Linked DNA regions of Homo sapiens: region 2 is linked to region 1. Evidence: chromatin contacts called from ENCODE Hi-C or POLR2A ChIA-PET data. All regions are on one chromosome and are shown on one strand. Each heading gives the region's core, a stretch centred on a gene start or an enhancer-like site at or near the end of the contact. The rest is flanking DNA. Distances are from core to core; before and after follow the strand shown.

Region 1 (6,038 bases), core at 3,185-5,684:
AAAACAAAAGGATGGTATAATATCCACTAACACGAGGTAATTTCATTCACGTTGATGGGACTGTAAATTGATATAGACTTCTTGGAGGGCAAATTTGGCAGTATCTATTAAAATTTTAAATGTGAATAATTTATGACCCAGCAGTTCCACCTTTTAAGTATACAGCCTAGAGAAACAGTTGCACATGCTCCTGAGAAGCATAGAGAAAGCATGTTCACTGTAGCTTTGGTTATTGAATGAAAAACAATTTAAACAGTCTAAATTTCTACCAACAGAGCAATTAAATAAACTGTGGAATTACCATACCATGGAATTGTGTTTGGCAGTTTAATAGAATGAGGTAGATCGATATATACTCACATGGCTAGATCTCAGGATATGTTGTTAAGTGAAAAAAAGAAGTTGCAGAATGATCACGATGCGGTGTCTGTAAATCTGCCCCCCTCCCTCCAATAAAACCACAAATATTTCTCTCTATTTATGTGCGTAGATGCATAGAAAAAGGTCTGGAAAGATAATCAGCAAACTGAAAATAGAGGTTATCTGTGAGGAAGGAAGAATCGGTATTCTTTTTTATTTTTTTGAGACGGACTTTCGCACTGTTGCCCAGACGGGAGTGCAGTGGCGCTATCTCGGCTTACTGCAAGCTCCGCCTCCCGGGTTCACGCCATTCTCCTGCCTCAGCCGCCCGAGTAGCTGGGACTACAGGCGCCCACCACCACGCCCGGCTAATTTTTTTTGTATTTTTAGTAGAGACGGGGTTTCACCGTGTTAGCCAGGATGGTCTTGATTTCCTGACCTCATGATCCGCCTGCCTCGGCCTCCCAAAGTGCTGGGATTACAGGCGTGAGCCACCGCACCCGGTCGAGAATAGGTGTTCTTGCATAAATAAATTTAGGTTAAGCGCGGTGGCTCTTACCTCTAATCCCAACACTTTGTGGGGCCAAGGTAGAAGGATCACTTGAGCCCAAAAGTTCAGGACCAGCCTGGATAACATAAAGAGACCCCGTCTCTACACAAAAATAAAAAATTAGCCAGGTGTGGTGGTGTGTGCCTGTAGTCCCAGATACTCAGAAGGCTGAGGCAGGAGAATCGCTTGAGCTCATGAGTTCGAGGTCACAGTGAGCTATGATCATGCCATTGTTCTCCAGCATGGGCAATAGAGCGAGGCCTCGTCTCTAAAAAATAGATAAAAAAGAAAGCTTGTCTGAGCTGGGAGAAATACACAAGGCCATGTCTAGAGGGGGACAAGGAGGTCAGGGGCAACTCTTGAGGATGGGAGAGATGATGAGGGCTTGAACAGGAAGAGAAGCTTTGAGGATAGAGAGGAGGGGCAGATTTGAGAGAATTGACAAGACTGAGAACCAAGTTGCCGTGGAAACCTAGTCCACTTTATAAACTTAAATGTCTACTATGTGACAAGTACAGTGTGAAGTGTCAGAGATACTAAGAAATAAGGCACAGTTTTTTTGTTTTGTTTTTTTTTTTTTTGAGACGGAATCTCACTCCGTTGCCCAGGCTGGAGTGCAGTGGTGCGATCTCGGCTCACTGCAACCTCCGCCTCCCAGGTTCAAGCAATTCTCCTGCCTCAGCCTCCCGAGTAGCTGGGACTACAGGTGCCTACCACCATGCCTGGCTAATTTTTGTATTTTTAGTAGAGACGGGGTTTCACTGTGTTGGCAGGGCTGGTCTCGAACTCCTGACCTCAGGTAATCCGCCTGCCTCGGCCTCCCAAAGTGCTGAGATTATGGGTGTGAGCCACCCCACCTGGCCTCCACATTTTCACATTTTCTTTATTTTATTTTATTTATTTAATTATTTTTTGAGACGGAGTCTCACTCTGTCGCCCAGGCTGGAGTGCAGTGCCTCAATCTTGGCTCACCGCAACCTCCGCCTCCTCGGTTCAAGCAATTCTCCTGCCTCAGCCTTCTGAGTAGCTGGGATTACAGGCGCACGCCACCATGCCCAGCTAATTATTATATTTTTAGTAGAGACGGGGTTTCACCCTGTTGATCAGGCTGGTCTCGAACTCCTGACCTCGTGATCCGCCCACCTTGGTCTCCCAAAGTGCTGGGATTACAGGCGTGAGCCACTGCGCCTGGCCTCCACATTTTCTTTATCCGGTCATCAGTTGATGGACATTTGGGTTGTTTCCACCTTTGGGCTACTGTGAATAATTTACTCAAGCTGGGTTCACCAAGTCCCACCTCCCTGGCCGTCTTCCCATTGCTCAAACCTGTCAGACTGGTTTCTGCCTCAGAACCATCCTCACATTTATTATTCCCACTGCCTGGAATGCTCTTCACCCAGATCTCTCCATGGCTCTGTCATCCTCATCCTTGCGGCTCAAATGTCACACCCTTAGAGAAGCCTTCCCTGATCACTGTATTTAAAGTAGTTGAACCCTCAATCACATGTATATCCCATTATCCTATTGGAGTATCTTCATAGTACATATCATTATCCGAAATGAATAAGTATTATTGTCTAGACCAGGGGTTATTTTGTGCCATTGGCCCCGTTAGCAATCTAGTGAGGCCTATGGGCTCATTCTCAAAATAATGTTTTTAAATGCCTAAAATATACCAAGTATACTAAAAATACAGTTACTAAAATATTTAAAAATTGTGACTTAGCAATCCATGTGCTTCTCTATCAATTCCAGAAGTAATAATATCTATATGCAGGCTTAATAATTACCAGAATTTGAATGTTGTAATGAGTATAAATGCTATTTTGAGCTATTTACAACAACTGGAATGGGAAATGATGATATCAGTGATTTCTATTGGTTATGAAATCACAGGTACTGCTAACATTACTATAGATTGTTACCTATGTCTGCAGCTGAAGAAACTGCTAAACTTCAGTTAGAGATTAGTGAAAAAGATGTATTTTTTTCCTATCTAAGTTCACAGATCCTCTGAATTCTATTCACAGAACCTAGGAGGTCCATGAACCCTGTGTTAAGAACGGCTGTCTTGAAATGTCAAAGATTATCAGTAGTGATGGGGAGGGATGGAGTCTGTTGGAGCTGGTTTTGGTCGAAAATGGAGGAGATGAGGAGATCACAGTGAGCGAGGGAATCAAGAGCTAGAAGAAAGCTGCCCTCTCTGCCCTTCCATGGGACTTGGGTGTGGAGATGAAGAAATTTCCAGTTGAGAAGGATATGAGAAAAGCAGCATCTCTGAAGGATAGTCAGGTGTCACTTAGAGGAAGGAAGCAGTTTGGGAGGAGGTAGCCTATAAGAGTAAAGGATTTTGTTTACCACCCACTGGAGTCCAGTGAGCAGCACAACAGAGTGTGGGAGAGAGGTGGCCACCGTGGGAAGATGAGTCACTGGGGCCTGGGGGTGGAGGGAATGCAGAGCAGTAGCGGAAACTTTACTATGTTCCAGACAGCAGGCTAGACGTGGAGGATACAGAGATGAATAAGACGAAGATAAGCCACCCATTTAGGATTCGTCTACACCAAATCCTGGTGGCTGATTGGCTGGTTTGGCTGGTCTGATCCATGTACATCTTGAGAGCTTCCGAGAGCCAGAGGCAATTGCAGTAAGACAGGCACAGGGTATCACTACAGATTTCGGGGTGTGTGGGGGAGCTAAAAAATGCACTTTTTAGCTTTATTTTCTTTCCTCTGATTCCTTCTGCAAAGCAAAAAATGAAGTAAAAAAAAATTACGTAATTGAGAAAAAAAATGAAGCAGTGCCATCATCAACTATTTCAAATCAGCAAAACATCCAAAAATTAATTAAATAAGCCTAGGGGATACATTCCCCACCCTCACTCCAAATTCGTCAGGAACCTTCTAAGGATCTTTGCAACCAAGAGATTCTTTGATGCGATTACCCTTCGGAACAGTGGCTCGGAGGGATCAAAGGAATAAAGAAAGGACTATGTTTTTAGAGTTTTCTCTGGGGCTTGGGAGGCAGAGGTTGCAGTGAGTGGAGATCGCACCACTGCACTCCTGCCCGGGCAACAGAGCGAAACTCCATCTTAAAAAAAAAGATTTTTCTCTGGGGCTCCAGAGATAGCCTGCACCTGGATCTCAGCTCTGGCTGCAGCTCTCAGAATCTAGGATCCTGTGATTCTTTCTTAAAAGGCTATTTTCCCCTTCTCTACTAGGGGGATCTTTCAGAAAGGCTCAGCCTGGGAGCTGCTGCAGGTGGGAGGCATTGGCTGGGCTCAGCTCCTCCTTTGATCATCATGTTCCCTTCTGGCAGCGGTATCTGAAAACTCCCTGCCCTGGGCCCACATGACAAGCCTCTTCTAGCCTGAAGGGAGGCACCCCCTCAGCCAGAGAGGCAGCAGACAGACAGGGGAGATGAGAACAAGAGGCAGAGCTGAGCTAAGCTGACCTAGTTAGAGCAGAAAGAGGCCGTAGGGGTGACGGGGATGACGTGGGAGGGGACTGGGACAGAGGGAGAGGGAAGTTTCCCAGGGAGGCCCAGGAAAGAGAGACATAGAGGGCTGACTGTTGTTTAAGAAGCCTTGGCAAGACTTGGGGGCCACCTAGAGGAGCCGCGTGTGGAGACTCAGTGAGCTGGCGGGCCTGTGTCCATGTGTGCAGGGTGTGCGGAGGGGAGTAGCTTTACCAGATTTTGCCTGAATACTTTGTTTGTTTGTTTGTTTGTTTTTGGAGATGGGGTCTCACTCTGTTGCCCAGGCTGGAGTGCAGTGGCATGATCTCCACTCACTGCAACCTCTGCCTTCCGGGTTCAAGCGATTCTCCTGCCTCAGCCTCCTGAGTAGCTGGGATTACAGGCATGAGCTACCACAGCTGGCTAATTTTTGTATTTTTAGTAGAGACGAAGTTTTGCCGTGTTGCCCAGGCTGGTCTCGAATCCTGAGCTCAGAAGATCCGCCCGTCTCAGCCTCCCAAAGTGCTGGGATTACGAGCCATGATCCACTGTGCCTGGCCTGAATACTTAAAGTCACCACCTTGGCAGAAATGAGAATCAGAAAAATATCTTGACCTTGGGGGAGCCAAGTGTGGAGCTCCGCTAAACCTAGCGAGAATGAGCAAAAGCCCTGAATGTTCTCACAAGATTGCCCAGCAGTGGGCCAAAGAGAGGTCTTGTTACCCACTGTGTACCCAGCTCTCATCTAGGCACTGTAGGGCGAGATAAAGGGAGCAAAGACATGAGCCCAGCTTGGAGGAAAATCAGTCCCTCTACAGATACAGCCAGTGGGCTCCATGCTGTGTTGGGGCCCCCCGAGGGACAGACAAGTGCCCTTCACAGGCCCTGCTCTTTAGGAAGGCACAATCTATTTGAGAGAATCCTTGTGAAGCAACAATAAGTAATTGAATGCCATTTCTTGTTATGCCCCTGACTCGCAGAAGGGATTTCTGGCATAAGTGGGGAAGGCCGTAGGAAGGAGGAGGACATTAAGCTGAGCCCTGAGGTCTGGGAGGGCAGAATTGGGATGAGGAGAGAGAAAGGGGCATTCTAGTGAAGGTGCACAGATGGGCATAAGTTTGGCTCATGTAGGGACCAAGAAGGTGGCCAGGCTGACAAGATTGGAGGCCCACTGAAGGGAGATGGAGAAATGCAGTTGGATGGGAGAGAGTCAAGATTACAGAGGGCATTTGAAACTTCCAAAAAGGACGGTGTCAAAATCCAAGTTTTTGACGGGATCCGCCTCTGTCCCTGCTCTCCCTTTTAGCTACAAGCCTATCGTGGAATTCATCGATGCACAATTCGAGGCCTACCTGCAGGAAGAGCTAAAGATCCGAAGAGTGCTACACACCTACCATGACTCCCGAATCCATGTCTGCTTGTATTTCATTGCCCCCACGGGTCATTCCCTGAAGTCTCTGGACCTAGTGACTATGAAGAAGCTGGACAGTAAGGTATAGGAGGCAGGGGCGGGGGCGCTGGGGGCTCACTCTTACTGATCTCTTGTGCAAAGTAGATGTGGGATTCCGGGAGAGATTTGTGGCATCCTCATCCTCTCCCTCATTCCCTGTCCCTCCATAAAGATGGTGTTACGGATCCAGCACCAGCGTCGTAAGCTTTGTGATCTGTTTTCCCA
Region 2 (5,650 bases), core at 1,819-4,318, 120 kb before region 1:
TCATTTAACACATATTTACAGAACACCTACATGTGCCAAACAGTGCACTGGCTGCTGGGGATGCAGTGGTGAATAGGTTGGGCATGAACCCTGCCCTTAGGATCTCACAATCTATTCCAGTGGCCACAACACACACACACACACACACACACACACACACACAATCCTGCAATCCTGCAAGTTTCTTGATTTCATACTTACTTGTGTGCAATGCATACTTATGTTTTTATTTTATCCCATTTCATTGAAAAAATGGATTTCATGCCCCACTAATAGGTTGCTTGTGTAGTTTGAAAGGCATGGATCTAGTCAAGGAGATAAATACATAGACAATTATCACACATTGTTATAAGCACAATGATAGAGAAGTATTCACAGAGGCCAAGGAAAATATTCTGAACTTACATATTTTAAATAAAAAAGGTCTGATATGGCTGATGCCAAAACAATGTATGTCCGTAGTGTGAAGTGCATATTTATATTTTATTTTATTAATTTATTTATTTATTTTTGAGATGGAGTCTCGCTCTATTGCCCAGGCTGGAGTGCAATGGTGAGATCTCAGCTCACTGCAACCTCCGCCTCCTGGGTTCAAGCGATTCTTGTGCCTCAGCCTCCCAAGTAGCTAGGACTACAGGTGTGTGCCACCACACCCTGCTAATTTTTGTATTTTTAGTAGAGACGGGGTTTTACCATGTTGTCCAGGCTGGTCTCGAACTCCTAACCTCAAGTGATCCACCCGCCTCGGCCTCCCAAAATGCTGGGATTACAGGCATGAGCCACTGCGCCCGGCCACATTTATATATTTTTATCACCAAAGTGACATTCATATGCTTGCAATATGCATACACATATATTTAGTATGTAATTTGGGAATCACAGAATGATGACACTTTATACAAACAGAACTTTGTGCTTCAAAAGACAGCATTTCACTGGCATTTTGAAGAATGCTAGAGATAGTATGTGTTCCTGTTATCTATTGCTGTGTAACAAACTATCCCAAAACCTAGTGGCCTGAAACGAGCATTTTGTTTCCATTCCTGGGTCAGGAAGTTGGGAAGACCTTGGCTGATTGCTTTTTTTCTGATCTAGTGGGGGTAGCTGGGGCTGGAGGATTCGCTTCCAAGATGCCTTTTCCACTCACCTGCTGGGTGCCTTAGTGCTGCTTGGCCTTCCTCTCCCTCTCCTTACATGGCATCTCATCCTACAGGGCCGCTTTATGTGGCTTGGCCTTCTCACGGCATGATGGTCTTGGGTAGATGACTGCTTATGTGATGACTGGCCTGATCATGTGTTCCAAGAGACAGGAACTGGAAGCTGCCAGTCTCTTAAGACCTGGGCCCTAAAACTGGCACCGGGACCAGCTTCCTGGGGGTGGTCGTGCAGTTGCACAGGGCTCTGTGCTTAGCTTGATGCTCTGATTTTGCTATCTTGAAATCCCTTTTTTTTTTTTTTCTGAGATGGAGCCTTGTTGTGTTGCCCAGGCTGGAGAGCTATGGCGTGATCTCGGCTCACTGCAACCTCCACCTCCTGGGTTCAAGCGATTCTCCTGCCTCAGCCTCCCGAGTAGCCGGGATTACAGATGCATACCACCATGTCCGGCTAATTTTGTGTACTTTTAGTAGAGACAGGGTTTCAACATGTTGGCCAGACTGGTCTCAAACTCCTGACCTCAAGTGATCCACCGGCCTCGGCCTCCCAAAGTGCTGGGATTACAAGCGTGAGCCACCACGCCCAGTCTTTCTTGAAATTCTTAATTTCTTAAAAGGGGTCTCACATTTTCAGTTTGGGCTCCACAAATTACGTAGCTGGTCCCACCCAGACTGGGTTATCCCTTTTCCTGTATTTTTTTGGTCTAAGCAGTTCCAGAACCCATCCAGATTCAAGGGAAAGTGTGATAGAGGCCACCTCTCAATGGGAAGAGTATCAAAGGACTTATGGTCATCTTTAATCCATCACAGCATGGTATGGGAAAGGAGAAAGAGCACTGGTATCAAGAAATCTGAGGCTTAGTCCCAGTTTTACAGCTACAACTAGCCTGCCACTAACAAGCCACCACAGCTTTGGGGACCTGTTTTCTTCCATTTGAAATGAGGAAATTGGACTTGATCGCTAACCTCTAAAATCATGAACCTATAATGCCACATTTGTAACTGTCTAATGTACATCTAACATGGTGTTCATTAGAAAAACTGTTTCCAGGCCGGGCATGGTGGCTCAGGCCTGTAATCCCAGCACTTTGGGAGACTGAGGCGGGTGGATCGCTTGAGGTCAGGAGTTGGAGACCAGCCTGGTCAACATGGTGAAACCCCATCTCTGCTAAAATTATAAAACTTAGCCAGGCATGGTGGCAGGCACCTGTAATCCCAGCTACTTGGGAGGCTGAGGCAGGAGAATCGCTTCAACCCAGGAAATAGAGGTTGCAGTAAGCTGAGATCGCGCCACCGCACTCCAGCCTGGTGACAAAGTGAAACTCTGTTTCAAAAAATGAAAGAAAAAAGAAAAATTGTTTCCACGGGGCTCTCCAAAGGAAGAAGGGCATGGGAACTGAAGGCAAATGAATACAAAAAACACAACTATTAGTTAAATCAGAAAGCCTGTGGATCTAAATTCAAGGTCAGCTGCCTCCAACTCCCACTTGTTCATTCTCAAACACCCGTTTCAGACTATGAGGCAGATACATAGTGTTGTATCTGTGCTGGGTGCTGAGCTGCAGCAGTGAACCACAACCACAGGCCCACATCTTCTTGGACTCCCAGCCTACATGGAGGCAGATGACAGTGCCGACACAGCTCCTAGTGCAGAGTGCTGCGGCAAGGAAGGCACTAGGGTCTTGGGAACCTGTACCGAACACGGGAGGGACTGAGGAAGAGCAAACTGAGCCCTGGAGGCCCACGAGGAGCTAGGTTTTGCGGCTGAGGCTGCCGGGTGGAACGTTCATGTCCTATGCAGAGGAAACAGACTGTGAAAAGGCCCAGTCAAGAGAAAGCTGGGAGATCGGGAACTGAAAGTTACTGCATGGCAGGAGTGTAGAAAGGGGATGTATTCGTGGGTGAAGAAAGAGGATGCGAACAGGAAGTAGTGAATAGGAATGAGGCTGGAGAGGTAAGCAGACGCCAGATCACGAGGAGCCTCTAAGTCTTAAGTGAGAGCTTCAATTCTATCCTGAGGCCAAGAGAAACATTAAAGAGTTCAAAAGTAGACAGTGGCCTATCAGGTTTGGGTTTAAGAAATCATCGAGGTTAGTAGGCTGGGCGTGGTGGATCATGCCAGTAATCCCAGCACTTTGGGAGGCTGAGGCAGGCAGATCACCTGAGGTCAGGAGTTCAAGACCAGCCTGGCCAATATGGTGAAACCCCGTCTCTACTAAAAACACAAAAATTAGCTGGGCTTGGTGGCACATGCCCGTAATCCCAGCTATTCAGGAGGCTGAGGCAAGAGAATCACTTGAACCTAGGAAGCGGAGGTTGCAGTGAGCTAAGATCCTGCCACTGCACTGCAGCCTGGGTGACAGAGCAATACTCTGTCTCAAAAAAAAAAAAAGAAAAAAAAAAGGAAAGGAAAGAAAGAAAAAGAAAAGAAAAAACAGAATGTGTTTAACTTCCTGCAACCAAACCTGTGAACTCACCTGTATGTGCGCCCTCTTTTTCCTCCTGCACTCCTGTTATAATAATAACAGCTACCATTTATGCAATGTTCCTATGTGCAAGACACAATGGTAAGCATATTACATGCATTATCTCCTTTAATGATCAGCCCAAATTTATGAGGCAGGTACTCATAATTCCTTTTTTTTCCCCCTTGAGACGGAGTCTCACTCTGTCACCCAGGCTGGAGTGCAGTGGTGCGATCTCGGCTCACTGTAACCTCTGCCTCCTGGGTTCAAGCAATTCTCTGCCTCAGCCTCCCGAGTAGCTGGGATTACAGGCACCTGCCACCATGCCTGGCTAATTTTTGTATTTTTAGTAGAGACGGGGTTTCACCATCTTGGCCAGGCTGGTCTTGAACTCCTGACCTTGTGATCCACCCGCCTTGGCTTCCCAAAGTGCTGGGATTACAGGCATGAGCCACCAGTCCTGGCCAATTCCATTGTATTATAGTCAAGGAAAGTAAGACTCAGGGAGAGTGAGTGACTTACCCAGGGTCTCACAGCTAGAAGGTGGTAGAACTAAGCTCTAATCAGACTGTCTGACTCCAGAGTCTCCTCCTCTGTGAGACAAATTCCTAGTCCTATGCTCTGCCTTATCCCTTCCCACCTCTTGGGAGCTTTGATCCATTGACTATTCGTGTTGACTCCTCTGTCTTCCTACTTCTCCTTTTCTTTTGAGTCCTTTGTGTCATTACACAAACAAGCTGTGCCTCCCAAGCCAAAATAAAACCCCTCTCCTGGCCGGGCACGGTGACTCATGCCTATAATCCCAGCACTTTGGGAGGCCGAGGCAGGCAAATCACGAGGTCAGGAGTTTGAGACCAGCCTGGCCAACATGGTGAAACCCCGTCTCTACTAAAAATACAAAAATTAGCTGGGCATGGTGGTAGGCGCCTGTAATCCCAGCTACTCGGGAGGCTGAGGCAGGAGAATCGCTTGAACCCGGGAGGGGGAGGTTGCAGTGAGCCGAGATCACGCCACTGCACTCCAGCCTGGGTGACAGTGCGAGACTCTGTCTCAAAAAAAAAAAAAGAAAAGAAAAAAACCCTCCAGTAACCCCACAGCTACCTCCAGTTCTCTCTTGATTTGCTTATCCACGTATCCAACTGTCTATTGGATCTCTTCACCTCGATGTCATATAGCCAATCTCAAACTTAATGTATCCAAAACAAGTTTTGATCCCCTTCCCCTACCCACCAAAAAAACCTATTCTTCTCATGGCCCTTCCTCTCAGTAAATGACACCACCATCCACCCTGTTGCTCAAGTCAGAAACCTGAGCATCACCCTTGCCACCTCTGTCTTCCTCCTCCCCTACATTCAGTCAATCACAAGTCTTGTTGATTCCATGAAATCTCTCTTATCTGTCCATCTGACTCTACAGACCATAGCCTCTTACCAGTCCCTCTAATCCTAGCCTACTCCTCTCCATCCCGAATCAGTGGGTTCTCAGCAGCAGTCCACATGCTAACGTTGATGCTTTTTTTTTTTTTTTTGAGACAGAGTCTCACTCTGTCACCCAGGCTGTAGTGCAGTGGCGCGATCATGGCTCACTGCAGCCTCGACTTCCCAGGCTCAGGTGATCCTCCCATCTCAGCCTCCCAGGTGGCTGGGACTATAGGCATGTGCCACCATGCCCAGCTAATTGTTTTCTATTTTGTAGAGATGGGGTTTTGCCATGTTGCCCATGCTGATTGAGAACTCCTGGGCTCAAGTGATCCACCCGCCTTGATTCTGTAATCTGTGGGATTACAGAATCCTAGTACTTTGGGAGGCTGAGACAGGCAGATCACCTGAGGTTGGGAGTTCGAGACCAGCCTGGCCAGCATGGTGAAACCCCGTCTCTACTAAAAATACAAAAAAATTAGCCGGGCGGGGTGGCAGGCGCCTTTAATCCCAGCTACTCGGGAGGCTGAGGCAGGAGAACTGCTTGAACCCGGGAGGCGGAGGTTGCAGTGAGCCGAGATTGCGCCATTGCACTCCAGCCTGAGCGACAGAG

Evidence for each region. A loop is a pair of places that touch in the nucleus more often than their neighbours do. ChIA-PET counts read pairs that join two places held with the same protein, here RNA polymerase II (POLR2A). Pooled maps may share reads with other maps.
Region 2: a loop to region 1 is called in a map of naive thymus-derived CD4-positive, alpha-beta T cell, with 4 times the contacts of the local background. The contact joins two enhancer-like sites. A Hi-C loop is called at or near these places in 1 of 168 maps with a recorded cell type or tissue (naive thymus-derived CD4-positive, alpha-beta T cell), 1 of 37 single-sample maps with no recorded cell type and 7 of 50 pooled maps. POLR2A ChIA-PET finds 5 or more read pairs at or near these places in 6 of 52 experiments (GM12878, H1, Panc1 and 3 more).

The regions. Positions count from the first base shown.
Region 1 is chrX:119,652,672-119,658,709 of GRCh38, reverse strand. SEPTIN6 (septin 6) reads left to right here. Exons shown (of 11, transcript NM_145799.4): 4 at 5,670-5,856. Among named protein-coding and RNA genes, the nearest start is that of MIR766, 8.8 kb to the right of the region's middle. RefSeq lists an enhancer at 3,180-3,229. Within about 2 kb of position 4,434, at least 10 of the 41 ENCODE cell types and tissues checked have a DNase peak (open chromatin) inside an H3K27ac peak, as active enhancers do.
Region 2 is chrX:119,773,094-119,778,743 of GRCh38, reverse strand. No RefSeq gene overlaps it. Among named protein-coding and RNA genes, the nearest start is that of SNORA69, 12 kb to the left of the region's middle. Within about 2 kb of position 3,068, at least 2 of the 41 ENCODE cell types and tissues checked have a DNase peak (open chromatin) inside an H3K27ac peak, as active enhancers do.